Linked DNA regions of Homo sapiens: all the other regions are linked to region 1. The links are chromatin loops, found by intact Hi-C in ENCODE. Cell type or tissue: endothelial cell of umbilical vein. All regions are shown on one strand.

Region 1 (8,000 bases):
TCAGCCAGGCCTCTCATGAGTTTGCATGATGCCCGCTTCATCTTCTGTTCATACACCCATGTTATTCAACCACACCCCTCTGTACATCATGTTCCTCAGGGCCTCCTGATTTCTTCTCCTCCATGCCATCAGTGGCTCAGGTTGGTCATGATGTTTCTTTTGAATCCAGTCGAAAATGTTCAGGTGCCAGCTACAATGAAGTCAACAGAGAGGTCATCCCATGTTTATTGTCAATGTCACAAGAGTTCCAGGTGCTCCATATTGTCTCAACTATTTTGTGTGTGTGTGTGTTTAGATTAAATTGTCAAGAAAGACACCATAATTGGCTGTGCTCAACATTTAGATGGGTTCTCTTGGGATCAGGTTTCCACATTGATCTAACACTGTGGCCAGAGGGTCAAGATCACCTGTATAAAATCTGACTGTCCCTAGGATCACCCTTTTAGCAAGAACTGGAAAGAGAAGGCAATTTTTAGAAAGGAATTACGGGACATGGTCTGTTAAGACAAGTCTAAATGCCTGTAATAGAATGCATCCCTACAAATGCAATCCTACAGTGTATAAACTAGAGCTCATTACCTGCATTTCACAGATGAGGAAACTGAGACTCCAAGATATTAAAGGTCCTGCCCAATGTCACCCACTTCATAAGTCACGGAAGTGGCATTTGGCCCTAGATCTATCTCTCTGACTCCAACCCCATGCTCCTTTCATTTTTCCCTATTACCTAAATATCCAGATGGCCTACAAATATGGGAACAATTAGTTGGAAGTCACACAAACTAAGAAAGAAGTAAAATTTCCAAACTAGCCCCCATACTTCCAAGCAGTATATTTATTGTCTTGGAAATAAGACATGTCTTAGGAAAGCTTTTAATAAAAAATAAAGATTGCCTATAGGTGTTATTAGAAACTTAATTGGTGGGAAGTAAGAAAGCTGCATTGGAGCTGTGAATAGACAGGAGGCAGCTTAAACTGGGGAGAATGGACAACATTTAAACAGGAAAAGAGAGACCCAAATCAATTGTGCTTGCCTCTTAGTTTTGCCATAAATCACCCAGCCGGCAGGACCTACCAGATGCTGTGACTTTGCCAAACCTCTCTTTTGTGGGGTACAAAACAGGGCACTGCAGACTCTGTGCGCAGGCCTAAGAGAAATGCTAGAAGAGAAAATACAGGAGAAAAACATTCAGAAAGTCTTTGCAAATAGCAAAGACTACCAGCTGTTGGAAACTGGCAATCCAAGAGAGTTGATAGAACATTTTTTTCTCTCTTTCTCCATAAGAAAACCTTAATATGCTTTTCTAATTTATAAAATTACATTGGAAGATTTGGACATCTTTAAGTCTTTGCCAGTGCATTGAAATTCTTTTACCTTTTCTTATGCTGTGAATTTCCTGAAATTTTACCCATAGCTGTCTGACAGTAGCTTCGTGATGGCATTTACTAATACCATTCAAATAACATTCAACTGTGTCTTATCCATGGCTTAATGTATTTTGACCCTCTATGTCCAGAACATGAAAGTGTGAAAAGTAAATTTGAATTTCCATAAAAATTTAAGGAGACATAATCTCCAAACCTTCTATATAAGATAACATTCTCTAGCTTCCTCAGCTTCCCAGGAAAAGAGAACTAGAGTACAATAAACTCAGATTCAAAGGAATGGTAAATGGGAAAACATTTCAGTATGTTGGTAGTGACATATAGTATAAAACCTTGATAAATAAGACTTAGCTCTTCAACCATGACAGTCATGAAAACTTCTGGAATGAATTTTCATGTTACTTGAAATGGAATTTCCTTAGATATGGTGCATTTTCAGGTTAGAATTTAACCTTTAAACTAGAAATTTCTTGATTAAATTCAATGCCTGCCATGGGATGAGCTGTCAACACAGGCCTCCTCTGATTGGAAAATTTAGTGGACATGTTCTGCAGTGTGGATATTTACAATCTTAAATCTGCAAGGTTGCTGACACCTTTGAAAATTTAGTTTTTAAAATGCCTTCCCTGAGCACATGTAGCTCTGAGACTGTTACAATATGTTCAAGGAGCAAAACAGCCAAGTCCATCAGATGCATCTATGCAGAATACTAAATAATTAAAACAAATCTCAAGGCCTGCTTAAAAACAATAGGTTACAGAGAAATTGTTCTGTTTGTTAACTTCTATAATCGATAGCCAAGACTGGGATGTGAGTTAAATTATATTTCTTTGAAGCACTATTAGGTGAAGAAAAAGTTGTGTTTTTTTTCTGAGATGTTTTAAGATCTAAAGTAGTTCAACATTTGTTATATATCTTCCTCTTTTTCAAATGCCAAACACTTCCTTTTGAGAGAGCCACTTTTAATTTTTTTGTGCATCTCTCTATGAAATCACATGTACTTGTGATTTATACAAAAGGGTTCATGCATTAGTATCTCTGCATTATATGGCCACAAATTTTTACAGATAAATACAGATAACTTCACAGATAAGTATGTCAGTTTGGGCTGGACCTGAAATATTTTAAAAATATTGCTTATTCCAACTTTGGTTTGGGGGACACTTTGCTCTGAAGATCACACAAGCCTCCAAGCTCAGATTTATAATTTATTCCCATTTCTCATCAAATTTTACAAATTTGAGAGGACAACTATTGTAGGTCCTCTCCTTGCCAGTGTGATCAGTCTCTTAACCAGCAGCCTATGCATGGTTTATGGCCTTTTTGAAACATGGATGACTTTTCTATGTGGATGAGTGATAGTTGTTTGAGACTTGCGGATTGTGGATTGATTTTAAAGGTGGCTTTTGTTTGTTTTTTTTTTTTTTGTTTTCCCAAGCCAACCTTTTTCTTCTCCAGTCATGAGTGAATCACAATGTACCTTACTGAATCAGTCCTCATCTGGACTGATGCTCTTTTCAGAAAAGTTGGATTGGCCTTGTTTTCTCATTGTAAACATATTCTTAACCCAGGAAAGAGGATGTTCTCATCTAAGTCCTAATTGTGTTTGAGGGAACTACTAACCTGTATTGACAGTGAGAAATTTATCTCTCCCGCGCTGGCTGAAAGGAGATATTGTGTTTCCTCTTCTATATTAATATCAAATTATTTTGGAAAATGAGTCACTGCTGATACCCCAGCATATATATATAAAGATTGCCTATAGGTGTTATTAGAAACTTAATTGGTGGGAAGTAAGAAAGCTGCATTGGAGCTGTGAATAGACAGGAGGAGATATATATATATATTCCATATTCTGTGAATAGACAGGAGGATATATATATATATTTTTTTCCATATTCTACCAACATTTGTTCCATGATATTTACTGTAGAAGCAACACAGAATTTGTATGATGACTCATAATCTTTTATATCTACCTTGTTTAAGACCCACCTCTGACTCCCACAGCCTCCCTAAAACATTTACTTCTATGTCTCCAGGAAAAAAGTCTAGTGTAATACATCATTGCGGTAGGGTGGTGATTCATTATTTATTTGTTATCAGTACTCTCGAACACACATTGTTTCCATCAATACTGAGCAAAGATTGGTTTTATGTTTGAGCAATTTTAATAATACCAATGTGCAAAGTAGACTTCGTTGAACGCCCTTAAGCAACCTGGCTCAAATCAATCAAAAGTTATCATTTGCTGTGTAGCATTTAAATGTTGGAAAAACAGCACCATCTGCTGGAAAGGGGCAGGTAGGGCTATACATGTTAGCCAAGTACTGGAGAATGTGAAAGCCAAAACTCTTGACTGACTCAAGTGAGTCCGTGCATATCCATGTTCATGCAATTCACGTTATGAAATGGCAATTGTGTACGGTTCAGTGGAAAGAGCGCAGAATGAAAGCTGGCTTCTGGCTTAGGTTCAGCGATCATCATCTTCTCCTTCTCCTTTTCTTTCTCCTTCATCTTGAAATCTGTGTAACCTTGTAGAAATTACTTCTTGAAAATAAGAGTTCTTAGATGGTTGTTGGGGGTAAGGTGAGTATAGCACCTGAACTTTCTACCTTGTATTAGTCAGCTAGAGAATGGTTATTAAAGTACTTAACATTCACAAATCATATCAGGACTATAAGGCTTACGTATTAGTGTTAACATGTCAAATTTTAGCTTAGCGCAAAAATATGGTAGAAACCGAGCTGGCCTGACGAGTATTCTAATATGCTGCCAGAGAGACTGTTAATCGTGAAAGCAATTTGGCAACAAGACGAAGAGCTTTAAAAACATTCATTTGGTTTGACTCAGTCATTGTACTTCTAGGAATCCATCCAAAGAAAATCATTAGAGAAATGAAAATAGATTTATGGTCAAGAATGTTCATACCAACATTATTTAATGATGTTGAAATACTGGAAATGGAACTGATTGTCATCAGTAAGGAGTATTAAATAAGTCACATGATAAACTGTTGTACAGCATTAAATTCATGCTTTGAAGAATAATGATATGAAGAAATATTCACAATATAATTGTAAGTAAAAAATAAATAGTATATGGAAGTAGATGACCAGTGTGACTATAATTTTGGGAGGAAAGAGGAATCAAGGAAGGAAATAAATATTGGTATTATATCAGCCTTGTTGCTATTTGGGGCCATATAAGTCTTTGTTGGGTATGTGGGGGCTTTTCTGTGCATTAGATGATGTTTAGCAGCATCTCTGGCCTCTAGCCAAATGTCAGCAGCACCATTTCACCCACAAGGAACAACCAAAAATGTCTGCAGACATTGCCAAATGTCCTAGACGGGAGACAGCAAAATTGCCCTCAGTTGAGAACCAATGTTCTAAAGGAAAACAGCACAAAGATATATATATATAGATAGATAAATAGATAGATAGATTGTGTGTATATATATATGTGTGTGTGTGTATATATATATGTATATATGTGTGTATATATGTATATATGTGTGTGTGTATGTATATATGTGTGTGTGTATATATATGTATATATATATATGTGTGTGTGTGTGTATATATATATATATAGAGAGAGAGAGAGAGAGAGAGAGAGTGTGTGTGTGTGTGTGTGTTATTTGTGTTGCCAGTATTACTCGGCCAAGCTGGATGAATAAGCTAGTTAATAGGAATCAAATGGACAGCTTTCAGAGTAACTCACTGGCTCTCCAGGGTCTTGCCTAAAGCAAGTTCTTAGGAAACACATTTGACAACTGGCAAGAAAAATTCATAGGAAATACAAAGATTTTCTGACACATGACCCTTAGGAATCTAGGCAGTTTTCTCCTTGTATTAATGGCATTACTTTATATCCAATTCTTGGTAAAATAGTTACTTTTTTTCTTCTTTGTAATTTCTCTATTTTTGTATTTTTCTACAATTAACATAAATTCATTTGTTATTAAAAAAATTAAATACATTTTAAGAACCCCCATGGGAGAGGCTACAAAGCAAATTTTGTAATCCTATCTAGTGTTCTGTTGTAATCTTGACGGATTTTATCCTCTCTATATATCCTCCCATCATCCCAAAATAGGACAAAACCTGCAAAATTGCAGTTTTGTGAACAGGTATTAAAAAGTATAAAACGTGAACATGAACATGTATTAAAAAGTGTAAAACGCCATGAAGATGAACACACAGTTATTTTAAGCGACATTTGCTTTCAGGTTTTTTAGGCTTTTTTTGTTTTTATTAACTAGTTCATCTAAATGTTTACAAAAATTAATAAACCAGGTAATTTATGGGTTCCACTTCATTGCCCCTGGATAGGCGCTATCTTTTATAATAGGCCCAATAGTCCACTCCATTTGGAAAAACCAAAGTCGGAAAGATCAATGGCTTTTTCTCTTGGTGGCCATTACTTTTGATACGTGGATCAATTACACTGTTTCAGATGATCTCATAGCAGATGAGCTTTTGTGGAACATGTTTACAGAGTCTCTTCTCTTTTCTCAGGCCCCAAATATTACATTCTATATAACATGCTGGTTACCTGCAAAATCTCCTTTTGAAAAATAACCTCTTTGGAGACCCAAGCTCAATATGTGGAAAGAAAACGAGACTGAGACCACTTAGCTGCACTACAATAACTGAAATCAAATAAAAATGAGTAAGCTCTTTCTCTTTCCAATTCTTTGAAATGAAATTTTCTTACCAGTGGAGTATCAGTGTATGAAGGTTTAGCCACAAGCCAAGTCAAAGGAACTGTAATAAGTTCTGAAAGAAATGATTTAGTAGGAAAATGGTAATCAAAGAAAAGTATTCTGTATCTTCAAATAGTGGCAGAAAGGATATCTGCAGAAGACCTGCAGAGGTACAAAAATGTCAAGGCTGCCTTTCTGCTATTTAAAGTCCATTTTTAACAGCTTTATGAAGATATAAATTATATAACATTAAATTAGTTCATTTTGAGTGTGCAATTCAATAATGTTTAGGATATTTACAGAATATGCAATTGGCACAACAGTCGAACTTCTTTTTGAGGCCTGGCATATTTGATGGTCCAAGTCAAACCTTAATGACATAATGCATGGGAACATATATGTGTGGCTGGGGACAGGATTTGTGGGGAGGGGTGATATTGTTCAGAGTTCAATCTCTTTGGCCAAGAAATGATAAAAAAGGAATGTAGTTAGTACAAAAGTGGAAAATGCCTACGTTTCTGAGGTTCATATGTCAGAAAAATGGTTGTTCAATCTATGCACAGATATGTGTCTCCTATGAGTTATTCTTGTCAGCTGTCAAATCCACTTCCCAAGAACTTCTTTCAAGCAAGACCCTAGAAAGAGAATGAGTTACTCTCAAAGTTCTACATTTGATTCTTATTACCAGCTTATTGATCCAGCTTGGCTTAGTAATGTAGAACCACAAAAATAACTATATGTGTGTGTGTGTGTGTGTGTGTGTGTGTGTGTTTGTTTGTGTGTGTGTGTGTGTGTATAGTGGCTGCCAACCCATCTTAAAGCTCCGTTGGGAAATTATCTTCTTCTAAGCTAATTCATGTGGTTGTTGGCAGCATTCTGTTCCTTGAGGACTGTTGGGAAGAGGCCGCTCTCTGTTCCCTGACATGTGGGCCTCTCTATATAGCAATCCGTGACATGGTGGCTTGCTTCATCAAAGTGAACAACAGAAAAGAACCAGAGAGAGAGAGAACATGCACAAGAACGGAGAAATGGGTCTTTGTGTTAGAAGTGTAGTCACTCTCTGTACAACCTTCCCTCCTAGAGACACGTATCAAACTCTTTGAGCTACTTAGAGACTCACTTGAGTCTAAAACTTCACTAAGGGAGTAACAACCTCTTCTCCCCAGTGGAGAAATGTCATAGCACTTCAGCACTCTCTCACCAAATATTCTGTTTCCTGGACTATTCAAGGTTGTGGAAGTGAAAGGCCTGGCTAATGCTAATAGCACTAGTTTGTAGCTTTCCTCTTTGTGAATCTCACATGGATGAGTTAGCATTTTGCTATACAATGTGAAGTGAGTAAGCAATTAGGTATGGTTCAGCCTTTAGGCCTCAGCAAAGCCGAGACACAAAGTACTCTGTTTGAATATCCTATTACCCTTTAATCTAAAGGCAGTACAAAACAGAGAAGCAGGTTATAAAATTTTATTTAAATGTGCTGTGGAAAACATAAGTAAAAATGAGAACTGTGGTAAAACTGGAAGGGAGAGAACAGAACAACCTGTGTAGAGAAGAACAGTCATTTGTTTGATGAAGAACAAAATAGGCAAGGAATGAAGAGGACGTGAGCATGAGATAAATGAATCTGCTTGTTAACCAAAAACCAGAGTGGGAGCAATCAAACATTTTTAGAGGGACCAACAGAAGGCAGTTGAAAACTAGGAAGTTTTAGAGTAAAAAAGATATATAGACACCAAAGGAAAATATGTATATTTGTTTGGCAACATTCCTCTGGTCAGTAGTGACTAGGAATATTTAATTGAGAGTATGCAACCGGTATTTGAAGATTCTGCTAAAAATGAATGCCTAATATTGGTCTACAACAAAATTATGATCAGTTTAGTTATGATCAGTTAAAATTATG
Region 2 (8,000 bases), 330 kb before region 1:
TAATAATTTATCCACTTTCATATGTGTTGTCACAAATGACAGAATTTCCTTCTTTTTTGCGGTTGAATAGTATTCCATTGTGTACATATACTACATTTTCTTTACCAATTCATCCATTGATAGACACTTAGGCAGATTCCATATACTGGCTACTGTGAATATTGCTGCAAGGAACATGGGAGTGTAGACGTCTCTTTGACATACTGATTTCATTTCCTTTGGATATATACCCAATAGTGGGGTGTCTGGATCATATGGTAGTTCTATTTTTAATTTTTTTGAGGAACCTCTATACTATTTTCTGTAATGGCTGTACCAAAACAGTTTCTAGGAGGATAAATTTGGGGGCAACTGCTCCATTTTAATATGTGTGAAGAACAATTGAAACTTTAACCTAAAGCCAGATGTCTCAACCTTGGCACTATTGACATTTTTGGCTATGTAATGCTTATAAGTGGCTGTCCTGTGTGGTGTTATGATGGTTAGCAGCATTTCTAGCCTCTACCAACTAGATGACAGGAGTACACACGTGCCCACTTGCAACAACTAAAAATGTCTTTAAATATTGCCAAATGTCCCCCAGGAAAGCAAAATTCCCCTGATAGTTACTGACCTAAGCCATAATGCATGGTTTCTTCCTTACTATAAACATTTGTCTTTGAGTCAGTAGAACTTTTCAACTAGTGATGAATTTTTTTTCTTTACCCATCAAACATTTGTTGGACATCTTTCAATGAATCATCTGTGAGAAATGTGAAAATTAAGAAATTGCCCTCACTGACTTACATTTCAATAAGAAAGACAGACACATGGAACAAACCATTACTCTCTAGTTTCAAATGTAATTCTGTAAAGGTAAATCCATGGTTCTGTAGGAGCCAAAAGGATGTTGAATCAAATTTGGACAGAAAAACTCAGCCAAGTTCCATAATGAAAGAAATCTTGGCCATGCTTGGTGGCTCATGCCTGTAATCTCAGCACTTCAGGAGGCCAAAGCAGGCAGATTGCTTGACCTCAGGAGTTCAAGACCATCCTGGGCAACATTGAAAGACTGCACTTCTAAAAAAAAAAAAAAAAAAAAAAGAGACAAAATTAGCCAGGCGAGGTGTGCATGCCTGTGGTCCCAGCTACTTGGGAGGCTGAGGAGGGAGATTGACTTAAGCCCAAGGAGGCCGAGGCCGCAATGTGCCATGACTGCTCCACTGCACTCCAGCCTAGGTGACAGAATGAGACTCTGTCACAAAAAAGAAAGAAAAAGTCTTTCTATTATTTTTGAAAGTTCCATAGCAAATCTCCCCGTTATTTTGTGGGCTGTTTCTCCCATGGCTCCTCTTAGCTCCCTGAATGCAGGGCATTTTAGTCACTGAAACCTACTCCTAATAAAAATTGCATAATTTTATGAAGAAATAAGTTGGTCCTGGAAAGTGCCTTTCACAGCAGAATTCTGTGTTGATGGAGGAACTTGTTGGGACAGAGGCGGTTTGTATCATAAGCTGTCATTTTTAGAAAGGTGAACAAAGCAATGTCAATGTCTGATAAACGTGTCATGGCTTTAAAGGAAATGAACAGAACCCAGAATGTCCAATAACAGTCCACGAAAAACCACTGTGTTACCCTGATACGCTGTATCCACCTTGTCTGAAGGGCTGAGCAGCAGATTTTATGAGGAACCATACATGCTACCTCAATTGGCCATAATTAGAGAACCTAAAAAAAAAAAGTTAAATTGGTTTCAATCTAAATTTTCCTTTGGGGAAATTAGTATATCAGATATCTGCACTCCCATGTTTATTGCAGCACTATTCACAATAGCCAGGATTTGGATGCAATCTAAGTCTCCATCAACACATGAATGAATAAGGAAATGGAATACTATTCAGCCATAAAAAAGAATGAGATCTTATCATTGGCAACAACACGGATGGAACTGGAAGTGGTTATATTAAGTGAAATAAGCCAGGTACAGAAACACAAACATAAGTTCTTACTTATTTGTGGGAACTAAAAATCAAAACAATTAAACACACAGAGATAGAGAGTAGAAGGATGGTTACCAGAAGGTGGAGAGGATGGTGGGAGGGTGGGGGCAGGAGAAGATGGTTAATGGGTACAAAAAACAAAATAGAAATGAATAAGACCTATTATAGCACAACAGGGTGATTATAGCCAAATAATTTAATTGTATATTTTAAAATAACTAAAAGGGTATAATTGGATTGTTTGTAACAAAAAGGATAAATACTTGAGGGGATGAATAACCCATTTTCCATGTTGTGATTATTATACATTGCATGCCTGTATCAAAATATCTCATGTGCCCCATATATATACCTATGTACCCATGTTTAAAAACTAAAAATTAAAAAAATTCCTTTGGAGAAGTGAGTATTCTAATGTTAAAAGTTAAAATTCTGTGGTACAATGAATTAATATTAAACTATAATTTTTTTATTTAGTTAAATAAACATTTATGATAAAGCTCCCAAGAATGAAAGACAGCATTATGGGATTGCAAAAAAATGAGAGAAGATATAAGCATTTAGTCTTGTAGAGAAGATGAACTCAGAACAAAGTTAATTTATCAGAGGGTAAGATTAATGCTATGATAGGGGAGTTCACATGAGGAAGTGAAGAATTATAACTGGTGAATAAGGCAGTGTGAGCATTAATCTTTGTATTTTCTGATTTCCTGAGCACAAGAATGTATATCAGGAATACTTGCAGGTCAAAAAATGCCATCCACCAATATTAATGAAGCTGGTAGAAGTCTTGGGATATGGCTTCAGAAAATTGTTATCAAACTCATTTTTCTCTTAGAAAAACAATAAAAGGAAACTTTCTCTAAAAGTACAAGAATACTTATCTTCCCATCCATCCATTCATCCATCCATTTCTCTATCCATCTTCCAAAAAGCAGTTGAACTGATCTTTTTGGAACAAAGCAAATCATGTCACTCCTGTGACTATGTTTTCAGTGGCTTCCCACTGCTCTTAAACCGAAAATCAAACCCCCTCTCTTCCATTACCTACAACATTCTGCAATGACCTATCCTCTCCTACCTCTCTGGTCCCAGGTCATCTTACTCTCCCCTTTGTTCGTTGTCCTGTAGCTACTCTGCCTACCTCCCCTCCCCCAATGAATCTTAGGACCTTTGCATATGCACCTGCAATCCTGATCCCTCTGCTTCTGGCTCCTGCCCCCTGCCCTTCTTACTGCTGGCTCTTTCTCATGTTTCACATCAAAGGTTCAGTGTCATTTCCCTCGACCTTTGTTCACATCCTCCTTTATAATCCAAAGCGCTCCTTGAGACTAGGAATCCTTATCTATTTTGCTCATTAATGTCTCCCTGAACAAGGCATAAGAAATATATACTCAGTACATAGATTTCAAATGAGTAAACCAATACTTTTCTTGAGTGTGTGTCACCTACACTGGATTATAAGCTTAAGGACAGCAGTATGCCCATTTTGCTCACCATTGTATAACCAGTGCCTAAATCAGTGCCCAGTCCAACGAAGATGGTCCAAAAATAATTTTTGAAGATGTAAATAAATGAATTCATAAATAAAATGATTTATAAGATCTATTTTAGGTAAAAATAAAAAGCAAAATGAGAACAATAACAATAAAAACTTACGATCCCAACTTTAGGCTGCCAACAGATATGGGAAGGGAAGGTAAAAATTATAGCTTCAAGTTAAATACAGTTGTAAATAGCTATTCAATTTGAATTTATTATGAAAAAAAGTTCCCTAAAATTGTTTAAGCCAAATTCTAAATGTACTTCCCCTCCTATGTAGAATTGTGACTCCTATTTTATGATTCCTTATGAGTCTGTCATGTAAATGGTGTTTAAAGATTGTTAATGGAGTGTATTCTCTTAATGTCAATGAGGAGTTATCAAGCCTTAAATTAAGGACTGCATGAAAGACTAGTATTTCACATTGTACAGTTTTACCAGTCTAAAATGATTCTCACAATTGACCACCAGATGGTGATGTCTGGGAAAACCATCCCACGTGAAGAATTCTTTCTTCAGCCACTTGATGGCATCTCTCCGTTGTTTTCAAGATCTCCTGACCCATTCATCTTAATTCTTTTTGTGTTCCAGGTCTGCGTTGCTTTCTGTTCTGCAGTTCTTTCCTATCTCGTAGATTCCCACTATGATACCAGTCATGTGTAGGGTGTACTAAAGAGAAGGTCTTTGGGACATTCCTTTGAAAAATATTTGTTGTGAACATTTTTTAATTCTAATTGTTTTAGTTGTATTTTGCAGCAGAATAATTTTTTTCCCTTTTTATCTTTAAAGGAAACAGCTGTGTAGGCTTCTTTACATTTGTGAGAAAATATATATATCTCAAGGGACAAAAATACTGGTTAGCGTATTTGTGTGTGTATATGTGTGATGTTTTTAAGGCTTGATGATTAGCTTGCACAGTAGTGTTATGCTGCTGAACTATATTATGATTCCAAATAGGAACATTTAAGCTGTACTCTTTGTAGTAAAATAGACTATTTATACATCCTTTGCTTATGTAACTTCCTCTGATTTTTAAAAAATATTTATGATAAGAATATACAATCACATCAAAGCTCCAATGTAGAGTTTGGTTTTATAGTGTTTGCAGGTAAATGAACATTTTCAAATAAATATATTTTTCTTAAGGGCTAGTAATTTTTCTTCTGAATTTAGTTATATTCTCATTAACTTATTTGTTTTGGCCTTATGGAGAAGCCTTGGTTGGCATTTTATAAAACAAAGTTTTGGGTGACCATACTTTCAGGGATTACTTTCAGAGCATTTTAAAGATCCTCCAGATGAGTTTTGCTATTAACAGTCTGCAAATGAAATGAGCAAATTTTTTCAAGTGCTATTTTTAAGTCAGGAAGTATATTCCAGATGAAACACTTTTTTCATTGCCTGCTCTTTAAAAGCAAATCATAGATATCTTAAAGCTCATTAGAGATTTATCTGTTTTGAAATAAAACTGTTTTCCTCTTCTTCCTTCATGAAGATTTTTATCTGTATATCTTTAAGTGGCTTGTCGTTACGTTTTGAGCCATAAAGCTCACTTCTTTCAAAACCCCTGCTTCCACAAAACACAGAACTTTTATTTATGATCATGATGCTCAGGGAGGTTGACAATCATAAGTAGTTACGTACATGTGTAACAATAGTTGGACGTACATTATAACACACCAGGGCTCTGTTAAAAGTGTCTTGGCTGACTGGGAAGATCAAGCAGACAACAAGAGTAAGTTGTGAATAGCTGGAAAAGGGGACTTTATCTCTCCTCTGGCCACCTTAAATCAGTTAAGACAGGATTTGCAACAAATAACAAACCTCAACAAAATTAAAATATGAGGAAAAATATGTTCTCTCACCTAAAAAGAAGGACTGAGATATGATGGTTCCAAGTTGGTTAACGTAGAGTCTAAAAGATATCCTTTCTGTCTTCGCTTCCATCATCCCCAGTCTGTTAGCTTTGTCCCCTGGTGTGTTCCTTCATGGTCACCATGTGATTGTATATTTCTAGGAGTCACATTCAAATATCAGAATGTCCAGAGGAAGAAGAAACCACCTTACCATACCCAGAGGCCCTGCAGCCAACTCCCTCGGGTCTCATTGGCCAGAGTTGGTTGAACACTTCTGTCTAAACCAATCCATAGTGAAGGAATTTGATTTTTATGATTGCTTAGACTATTCAGTTTACTAAGTCACATAGTGGGAGAATTTTCCAAAGGAAAACATGTAAGAAGGGTGAATGGGTTTCAGACTGACAACCAGTAATTTCTGATGCCTTACGTTTCCAATTATTGGAGGTTTGGAAGAGCTTGAACAAGTTCAGTTATCAAAAGAGAGTGAGATGTACTTAAAATCTCAATCATTTCAATGTTCTTGGATTGAAGACCCTGAGAAGGACAGTCTATCAGCTTTTGACATTGTGCTGTCAGCCTAGCAAGGCTGGTCTTTTTTGTCTCCTCAAATATTTCACTATTACACCTATTTTAAGGCCTTCACTTTAGCTAGTAAAATAGATCATTTGTTATAAAATATAAATTTAAGTCTCTGGACCTCCTTGTTTTAAACCCTATTTCATGATTGTTGGATCTCATATTTCTGCCTGGGATGATAATTCTAGACCATCACTAATGACTAAGCAGCAGAAAGGAGTCTGATCTGGTATTCCAGTATCCCATTGCCCACGGGAGCTCTTCCCTTGCCCTGAGCTGATTACCTAGTATCACTGAGAAAATAAAAGTTCAGCTCATATGAATTTCATCAACTAATCTTCTCTTTGACATCTCTGAGTTCCTCCTCCTTCCCTTCTATTTCTGAGGATGGAATACCTCTTCTCCCTTCCAGTGCAAATTCCCCCCTGGTATTTTTTATTCCTTCCTCTCCTGACTCTTTTGAGCTTTGTCATCCAGTTTCTTCTCCCAAGTCACCTAGGCTAGGCACTTTGTACTGATTTTTGACCCTTTCCTTTACTCAGTATGCAATGACTTGCCAATTCCTATTGATTCACCCTCTCAACTATTATTATTGTTAATTTTTTTTTTTTTTTTTTTTTTGAGACAGAGTCTCACTCTATCACCCAGGCTGGAGTGCAGAGGCATGATCTCGGCTTACTGCAACCCCCACCTCCCAGGTTCAAGCGATTCTCCTGCCTCAATCTCCTGAGTAACTGGGATTACAAGCATGTGCCACCACGCCCAGCTAATTAATGTATTTTTAGTACAGACAGTATTTCACCATGTTGGTCAGGCTGGTCAGGTGGCTCAGGCCTGTAATCCCAGCACACTGGGAGGCTGAGGCAGGCAAATCACCTAAGGTTAGGAGTTCAAGACCCTCTCAGTTATCTTATCCCTCTCCACTGCCACTGTTGTCCTTTGCTAAAGTAATTTTAGACTTTTGGAGCTCAGTAGACTCTGTTCCCTGAATCTAGCACTTTAACAGTCTGGGGTTTGAAATAGTTTCCATTTTGCTAGTTTTTAGCTTTATTAAATATTCTGAGAGGTAACCTTTCAGTAATCTATATTTGCTTTGTGATACACTGGAATTACATGTACACACAAAACCTGAAGAGGCTAAAATGGTAGTAACTAACTACCAAGTACAGTGAAAGCACTAATTAAAGTGTCGTATAACTAAATCTTCCTGATATTAGGGTAGGTAAATTAGAACTGTGTGAATTTACAGAGGACAATTTTGAGATGGCAAAGTAAATCCTGTTATTATTCATATCCTAAAAGTAGGTTGATAAAATTGTATGCGAATGCCAGTTAATTTTGTGAAACGAGTTATTTGTATAAAGGGCTATTAAACAGGGCCAATTCAATTCTGGGTACTGTTTGTTAAAGCCATTGTTTGCTTTTCTTTTTCCTTTTAGTTAAAAGTCTCAATCCATTTTATATTATGGCCAGAACTGAAGGGCCTGGTGAAACATCTCATTTTCCGGAACCATGTGCTAAAATGTGTGAAGGGGACACACCTTAAATAATTTTATTGAGTTTGTGTAAAATGGTCTGTTGACTGTTCTACTCTTGATTTCATTGATTTTGTCCATTCACAAATCTAAAATGTGACCTGTCTTGTTTGGAGACTTGGCATACATGCCTTTTCTTTTCTAATTGTTTTCTAAAGTACAAATGATTTGAAAAAAATTTTTAAAATCACTTAAAAAGCCCTGGAGATGAACATAAAACATTCTTGTGAAACTATGATCTTGTTAGGACTAATATTTCCTTGAATTGCTTTTGTACCCATTATTGGATCCCATAAAGGGAAGGTTAGACCACCAAATAAGGAGTCAAACTGTGCAGCAGTCCACTTCCCAAACCCCCAATCCAAGTACCATTGTGTAATTTTAAAAGTTGTAAAACATGTAAAATTCCAATCATACTCCAATCCCTCCTTTCTTAACTAATGACCCTGGGTTTTGCTTCACTGACAAAATAAAAAAGCCATTCTCCTTTAACTTCATCAGATATCCTT
Region 3 (8,000 bases), 78 kb before region 1:
CCATTTTATCAGATATAAGTGTAGCTACTTCTCCTGTGGGGATTTTGCTTGTTTGTTTGTTTCCATTTGCATGTAGTGTGTTTTTTCATCCCTTCACTTTCAATATGTGTGTATCATTATAGGTGAAGTGAGTTTTTCTTAGATAACATATAGTTGGGTCTTGTTTTTTTTTTAATCCATTCAGCCACACTATGTCTTTTAATTAGAGAATTTAATTCATTTACATTCAAGGTTATTATTGATAAGTACGGGTTTTCTACTGCCATTTTGTTGCTTGCTTTATGGTGTTTTGTAGATTCATTCTTCTTTTTTTCCTATTTTACCATTTTCTGATGTAGTTAAGTGATTTTCTCTAGTAGAATTTTTGATCTCATGCTACTTATTTTAGTGTATCAATTGCAGATTTTTGCTTTGTGGCAACACGCGGGGCTAACTATAAACATCTTATGATTATAACAGGTTATTTTAAATAAGTTGCAACCATCTTAACTTTGGTCACAAAAGAAGTGTAACAAAGACAAATTTTATATTTTAATACCACGTCCCCTCCTCACATTTTGACTTTTTGATGTTTCAAGTTACATCATTTTATATTGCCTATCTTCTAACCAATTGGTGTACTTATTATTGTCTTAATAATTTTATCTGTTAGTCTTCATACTTAAAATTTAAGTGGCTTACATATTATAATTATAGTATTACAGTATTTTGAATTTGTCTGTATTCTTACTTTTACCAGTGAGTTGTATTCCTTCAGATGTTTTTGTGTTACCCATTTGTATCCTCTTCTTTTAGATTAAATAATTCCATTTAACATTTTTTGTAAGACAGGTCTGGTGTTGATTAAACCCCCAGCTTTTGTTTGTCTGGGAAACTTTTTATTTCTCCTTGTTTGAAGGATAGCTTTACTGGGTACAGTATTTTTGGTTGACAGTTTTTTTTTCCTCTCAGTACTTTGAATATAGCATTTCATTCTCAGCCTACAGGGTTTCTGCTGAAAAGTTTGCTGAATGCTATATTGAGACTCTATTGAATATGTTTCATTTCTCTTGCTGGTTTTTAAATATTCTTTCTTTGCTTCGATTTTTGCTAATTTGATGGTGATGTGCTTCGGAAAATTCCTATTTGGGTTGAATTTGGTTGCTAACCTATGAGCCTATGAGGTTTTTTTTTTTGACATGGAGTTTCACTCTAGTTGCCCAGGCTAGAGTACAATGGTGCGATCTCAGCTCACCACAACCTCCACCTCCCAGGTTCAAGTGATTCTCCTTCCTCAGCCTCCCAAGTAGCTGGGATTACAGGCATGCCCTACCATGCCCTGCTAATTTTGTATTTTTAGTAGAAATGAGGTTTGTTCATGTTGGTCAGGCTGGTCTCAAACTCCCAAACTCAGGTGATCTGCCCACCTGGCCTTCCTAAGTACTGGATTACAGGCATGAGCCACTGTGCCTGGCCACTTCCTTTATCTTAATGCTGTTGCCTTTCTGTAGATATGGTGAATTTTCAGCCATTATTTTCTCAAATTGGCTTCCTAAGCCTTGTTCTCTCTCATCTCCCTTGGGAACTCCTAGTATGTAGAAGTTGGTCTGATGGATGATGTTCTATAATTGTCATAAGCCTTCTTTACTCTTCTTTTTTATTCATTTTTATTTTTGTTCCTTTGAATAGGTAATTTCATATGTTTTATCTTCAAGATTGTTCATTCTTTCCTCTGTTTGATCAAGTCTGTTGTTAAAGCTTTCTAATGAGTTCATTTATTGTATCCTTTATTTCTAGAATTTCTTTTTATTATTATTGTTTCTATTTCTTTGTAAAATAGCTCACTAGTTTCTGGATATTTCAAAATTTCATTTAGTTATCTATCCACATTTTCTTGTGATTCCCTAAACTTCTTTAAGAGGACTATTCTGAATTTTGTCATATATTTCATAGATCTTTAAATTTTTCTAGCTCTATTACTAAAACTTTGTTTGTTTCTTTTGGTGATGTCATAGTTCTCTGGGTTTTCATAATCCTTACATCTTTACATTGATGCCTGCATATAGGAGGAGACCTCCCCCATTTGCCTGTTCCAGCTTTTGCTGGTGTTTTTGGTGGTGTTAGGCTTTTACTACTTAACACTGGAGCTTAACCGCCATTCTGCGGTTGCTTCCCGGATTGCGGAAGACTTACAGTGAGCATTGGAATGTAAACACTGCACAGGAACTGAATTGTTGTGCTGCCCTTGTTTCCCAGTCTGAGAAAGACTTAAGTTAGTGCCACTACTTAATCACCAGCCTTTGGGTTGTTTCCAGGTCAAGGGAAGGCTCCAAAGGAGCACCTGAGCTTTGTGGGAAATTCAGCCAGGGATTTGAGCCTTTCAGTGGATTGTGCCCCCTTGCAGCACTGTGGCTCTGGCCAGTCTTATCCATGTGACCTCTCCACTGATCAGAGCATAGGGCAGCTACCCTGCACATCAGTTACTGCAATCAGCACCCCTGCATTTTGTCCCCAATTCAACCCAGATGGTTCAGCCTTCCTGGTACTCCCAGTGGTTCTTGTGGGACATGACCAGAGTAGACTAGTGGAAAGATCAAATGTCAACCTCATATTTTCTCCTTCCACTTCAGAAACCATGGGTCTAAGGAAATTCTGTGTGAGTGATGTTATTCTATCTTGGAGGAGGGTGTGGCACAGTCTAAAATGACCACTCCTCTAACTGGCTTCAGCTTCTGTCAGTTTCGTGAGCCCAGGGCGTTCTCTACTTCTCCCTTGAGTTCTATTGAATTCAGTGTGGTATTCTTATTCCGGAATACTTTCTAGCTGTATTTTTACGGGGGGAGTGATTTCGGGGGGCTCTTCATTCCACCACCTTGCCGACTGCAAATGGTATTTAAAATAAAACGATACCGAACTTTATTCATAAGCATCGCATAAATCAACCTACACTGAGATACATTTCCCATGTATCAGATTGGTAAAAATTCAAAAGATCAACAACACATCCTATTAGCAAGGTTGTGGAGAAACAGCCACTCTCCTACATTGCTGATGGGAAAGCACAGTGGTTCCACCTTGTGGAGGGGGATTTACCAATATCTAATAAATATACATATTCATTTACTCTTTGTCCCAGCAGCCCCAATTTTAGTAATTTACCCCAAAAATATACCTTAACAAGTACAAAAAAAAAAAAACCATATGCACAAAATTATTTATTGCATCATTATTTGTAATAACAAAATACTGGAAACAACCCAAATGCCCATCCATAGAAGAATGACTGAATGAACTTTGCACAATAAAGTGCCATATACACAGAGGCACACAGAAAATGGGGAAAAGATCCTTGAACTGCTATGCAGTGATTTACAGGATATACTGTTAAGTGTTTTTTTTTTTTTTTTTTAAGGCAAGGGAAAAGGATTCAAAATGTTTAAACTGAATCTAGTCTTGGAGCAACAATCAGACAAGTAAGATTGTACAAAACTACCTGAAACGAAGACCCTTTTAAAATGTCAATGTAACAAATGACCAGAAAAAGAGAAATATAAAAGCCAGTAGATTAGTTTTATATTTAAAGAGCTTAAAGAGGCTTTCTAAACAAATACAGTAATTCTTGATAGAGTCCTGGACCCAACATCAATAACAATGACAATTATTACAAACCTTTTTGGAAAATATGAATATGGATTGAATATTGGATCATACTTATCAATATTATATTTCTTGGTTGCGATGTTAGCATTGTGGTTTTATGGGAGAATATTCTTATTCTTAAGAGGTACATATTTTAATATTTAGGAATGAAGTATCATCTTATCTACAACTTGCATTCAAATCATTCAGAAAAATAAAGATTATTTAAGTTAGAGCTATGCCTTTTACTTATTTATAATTCATTAGAATTTGGATTTCGATTTCAATAATGTTAAAAATAATAAATTATCCTAATCAAATGTTAATTGAATGCCTGTGATACTATAGGTATGATAGGGGAAAAGGAGTCTAGGGGTGTTACTAGAAAGTAGACGTATATAGTGGAAGGAGAAAAGAGTCAAAGGATAAAAATGATCAATATACTGGATGAAGTTTTAGGAACATCATCAATGTAAAATAATTGTGTTGTGCATATTAAACTCGGTCTTTCATTTCTTCTGAGAACTCTCAGTAAAAAGAAAGGTGGCCACTTGTATTAGACAGTTTCCTGAGACAGATACTTATTTTCAAGATTCAAAAGCTAAAACCGCTGGCTCCAATTTCGATTTAAAGAAGTGTTTCTAGCAACTGATCATTGCTTGCAGCGTAAACAACAGTGACCTAGTACATGAAGTCAGGTTATGCTTCCATGATGAAGTGATTTCAAAGGTGAACTCTGAAGGATGAGTAAGAGTTAACTAGGCGAACGGATGGATTGAGAGAGTATTCTAAGGACATAGGAGCAGAAACAAAAAGAGAATATGGCAAATTTGAGAACTAAAAGAAAACCATTATGGCTGGAGTACAGAAAGGGAAGCAATAGCAGAATAGCAAGAAACAAGGCTAGAAAGGTAGGCAGCAAATCTTTCATTTACCTGATTGCTAAGTGTAGTTCCTCTGTCTGTGTTGACATGTCAACCACAAGGGGGCACACAAGACCAAATACCTGGTCTCTGGCACACCTGCCATCCCAAATGCATTTCCTTTGTTCCTTGGGTTATATAAAACTATTTTGTGTAGCCTCTATATCTTTCACATTTGCATCTGCCAACTAAGCAACAAAGGCAAAAACAAAAGTGACAGAAGTTCCAAGTTGCTACCACCACACAATAGATGACATATGTGTCTCATGCTCCCTTTAGGTTTAGAAATTCAAACAGCTGTTTGGACACAGGTGTATCAACAGTACCATGTTTCTTCAGTTACAGTGATTTTCTCTTTGGATTCCACATCAGAAAGGCTCATTTTTCAAGGCTAGGGACTCAATGTTTTTACAGGAGGAAAACTAAGGAGTGGTTTTCTTTTTCACAATGTCTCTGTTGTTCCTGGCTTTTTTCCCTAATAGACATTGTGTGGTACCAAGGCCTGCATAGGTAATTCAGCAAGCTTGTGCAGAATGCATTTGGATCGGTAGGAAAAGTAACTTCTGGTGCTCGAACCATGAGATACCAGAACTATCAGGTTCACTGTTACATTAAGATGTTTAAAATGACCTTCATAGAAAGAACAAACATGCAAAAACCTGAGGGAAAATGGTACATGTGTATGTCTCTTTCTGTATCTTTATATTTGTTAGTTATCCCAGAGTTTATAAACTGGATCAGAAGGCATATGACTACTGAATTGGTTATAGACATGAGCCCCATGTGGGCTTACGGTTGGGCAGACCCAAGGGTTCCTGGGCCACACATCACCTGCCCCAGCCTAGACTCTGGTCCTCAGGACTGGAGCTACTTGGAACTGGCTTTGGGTTCAAAGAGCATTAAAAATCAGAATTAGCTTAATCACCCACCCATGAACTACCACTTGAACAAGTGCTACACCAATCTCTCCTGTATGAGAATGAAGACAATTCGTTAGTACTGAGGAATTTAGTAGGCCAAACTATCATTTTGTATCCTGCATGTAATCTTCTGAGACTTTTCTAATAGAAAAGGTGTTTTGGTTGTTATGTAGCTGGCATTATAATTTATGGGAACAAAACTTATCAGACTAATATCAGTTCCTTCTATGGGAATGGCAGGACTAATAGACTGGAAAATGGTGTAATTGTGATTTATCTTGATTCTGTGAAGATTTTTATTTTATGGATACTAATGAAAAAATTAGAAAATGACTCCACCTCACTTTTCAGTGTCAGCTCTATAGACTAAGTAGCATATGTACATTGTATTGCCAGCTTCTTGTTAACTATGTGAAGGGTCTTGGTTAATGAAGTAAGGGGTAAGATCCTTCTCCTTTATGTTGGCAGATGATTATGTTATTTAACCAGTGAACTGTGTTTCATTAGTTCTAAAGGTAATAAAACTAGATAAATTTAACTATTAACTTCCAGAGAAAAGTCAAATAAATTGAAAAGGGAAATCTAAATTTCTCCAGACCCCAACTTAAGAAAGATTGATTTTTGTTGTTTATATATACGTTAACACTTACTTTTCATTGAACACCATACCTTGGGGAATTATTTTTATACCACAGAGGCCTGGCCATGGATCTGAAAACCACTTTAGCACTTTATTTTATTTCCAAAACTTAGCAGTATTTTGGAAATGACTGAAGAAAAAATAATAACAAAAATGAGTTGGAATTCAACACTTCAACCTCAGTGTTCAGCCAAATAGAATCTTAAGGTTCTGAATTGTAAAGTCCTTCCATTTGACTTGATTTTAGAGTCACATTGAGCCAAAACCGATGAATGTGTCTTGAATTCACTGCTTTGAACTGAAAAGCAAACTGTTTACTTGTTCCCAATGGGATACATTATGCTGAAAGATCGCTTCCTGTTTGTCCTAGAGGGGTTTCCCTTCCCTCAGAGAAGTCACAATTTGGGTCAGCTGTCTCTGCAGGGGCCATCCCCAACAGCTTTCTTGGGATAAGTGAGGTCCCCAAAACACTAGGTTATGGCATTATATGAAAATAAAGACTTGGCACAGTTCTTCCCTTTGCAAAGCATTCTGACTTTAAAAACAGCCTGAATGCTGAAGACAGAGAAAAAGAGCACACTTTCCCCCAACTGACTTCTGCTAAACACACTGTGGATTGTTTCAGATGCTCCTGAAAGCCGTAGGAATGCTCCCTGTGTGGATATTTTAGATGGCCTGTAGGAGGACTGCCCAGAAAGAGCTGCACCTTTTTCTGGCGTGACATTGAAAGGTGCTGGAGAATAAAAATAACCTTGGATCAACATATGAGTCAAATACTGTATTTATCCATCCTGCAGTTAGGGAACAAAAACTTAAAATGCCATCTTGCCAAAAATAATGGCAATTAAAGTATGCCAGCTCCATGACACTATGCATGGTAGCCAAGTGCTCTCCGGAAGCATCGTTACAGAGAAATAATACACTGGAGTTTCCAGTCTTTCATTTCCTATGATGGTATCTACTGAACTCTTTACCCTTCTGTATTCCATAAAACATGAAGGTTTCTTTTCTTCCTCTGAATCCAACCAAGGTGATACCACCAATTCTGCTTATTATTTCAGATCACGTTCAGGCCCAGGTACAGCTGTGCCCTGTCCTAGTAAATTCTAAGAATGATGCTAAATTCTGGCCTGAGTTACTACCTGAAGGAGGTTGAACAAGAAATTGTGGATGTCCAGAAACCACCCCATTCACCAGACTGGAGAAATCAGTTCAGTTAAAAGCACACCTATGATCTACTTCGGATGGATAGACAGTATATTACTAGCCTTCACAGTTCTTTCTTTTCTAGTGAGGCCCTGTAGGGGGTAGGCCAGATAATCTGACTCATCTTTGCTGTGTGCTTTCATCCCAGTGTGCTCTCTTCTATGAAAGGCAACTGGAACTGAAGAAAAATGAGAAACTCATCTTGAGGTAAAATTGAAAGGAACCAAGGAGCTTAAAGAAGGTAGTGATTATCAGCTAAGCAGAAATAGGGGGTTTGCTAGAACCATGCTTGGTAAGTCTGTCTACCCTCCATCACAGTGCCTTGTATAGAGGAGGGATGCAGCACAAATTATGGAAAGTATAAAAATGATGAGTGAGCAGGGGATAAGAGAGGAGAAAGTAAAAGTTTAAAGAGGACATAAAGACCATTATTACAAAATAAACGTAAATGCAGTTCTAGGACTTCCAGATCACAATAGTGAAATCGTCCATTTTCATGGTGCTGTAATCCGAGTTCCAGGAGTAAATAATACATCCCTCTCATGGGAATAATGTAAACAGCAGGAAGGAGAGGGAAAGGAAGAACGGACTGGAAAACAACTAAGAAGTAGTGATGGAGGAGGACAAGTAGGTTGGGCACAGACAATTTTTAAGGCAGTAAAACTACCCTGTATGATACTTTAATGGTTGACA

The links. A loop is a pair of places that touch in the nucleus more often than their neighbours do. Peaks named below come from ENCODE experiments on the same cell type or tissue, not always from the same donor. Only the 100,000 strongest peaks of a DNase experiment are listed, where the experiment ranks them.
Region 2: it touches region 1 in a loop (15-fold over the local background); 65 of 110 quality-filtered maps call a loop at or near these places.
Region 3: a loop joins it to region 1, with 10 times the contacts of the local background. A loop is called at or near these places in 22 of 110 quality-filtered maps.

The regions. Positions count from the first base shown.
Region 1 is chr9:70,920,811-70,928,810 of GRCh38, reverse strand. All of the region lies in intron 1 of TRPM3 (transient receptor potential cation channel subfamily M member 3), which reads left to right. Among named protein-coding and RNA genes, the nearest start is that of MIR204, 110 kb to the right of the region's middle. In endothelial cell of umbilical vein, a CTCF peak has its summit at 3,694 (motif pointing left); DNase peaks (open chromatin) are centred at 3,710 and 4,200; H3K27ac peaks cover 480 bases.
Region 2 is chr9:71,245,931-71,253,930 of GRCh38, reverse strand. It overlaps a transcript of TRPM3 not described here. Among named protein-coding and RNA genes, the nearest start is that of TRPM3, 130 kb to the right of the region's middle. RefSeq lists a silencer at 3,884-4,178. In endothelial cell of umbilical vein, a CTCF peak has its summit at 3,997 (motif pointing right); a DNase peak (open chromatin) is centred at 4,040; H3K27me3 peaks cover 727 bases.
Region 3 is chr9:70,998,582-71,006,581 of GRCh38, reverse strand. All of the region lies in intron 1 of TRPM3 (transient receptor potential cation channel subfamily M member 3), which reads left to right. Among named protein-coding and RNA genes, the nearest start is that of TRPM3, 120 kb to the left of the region's middle. In endothelial cell of umbilical vein, a CTCF peak has its summit at 4,568 (motif pointing right); no DNase peak of the experiment used is centred here.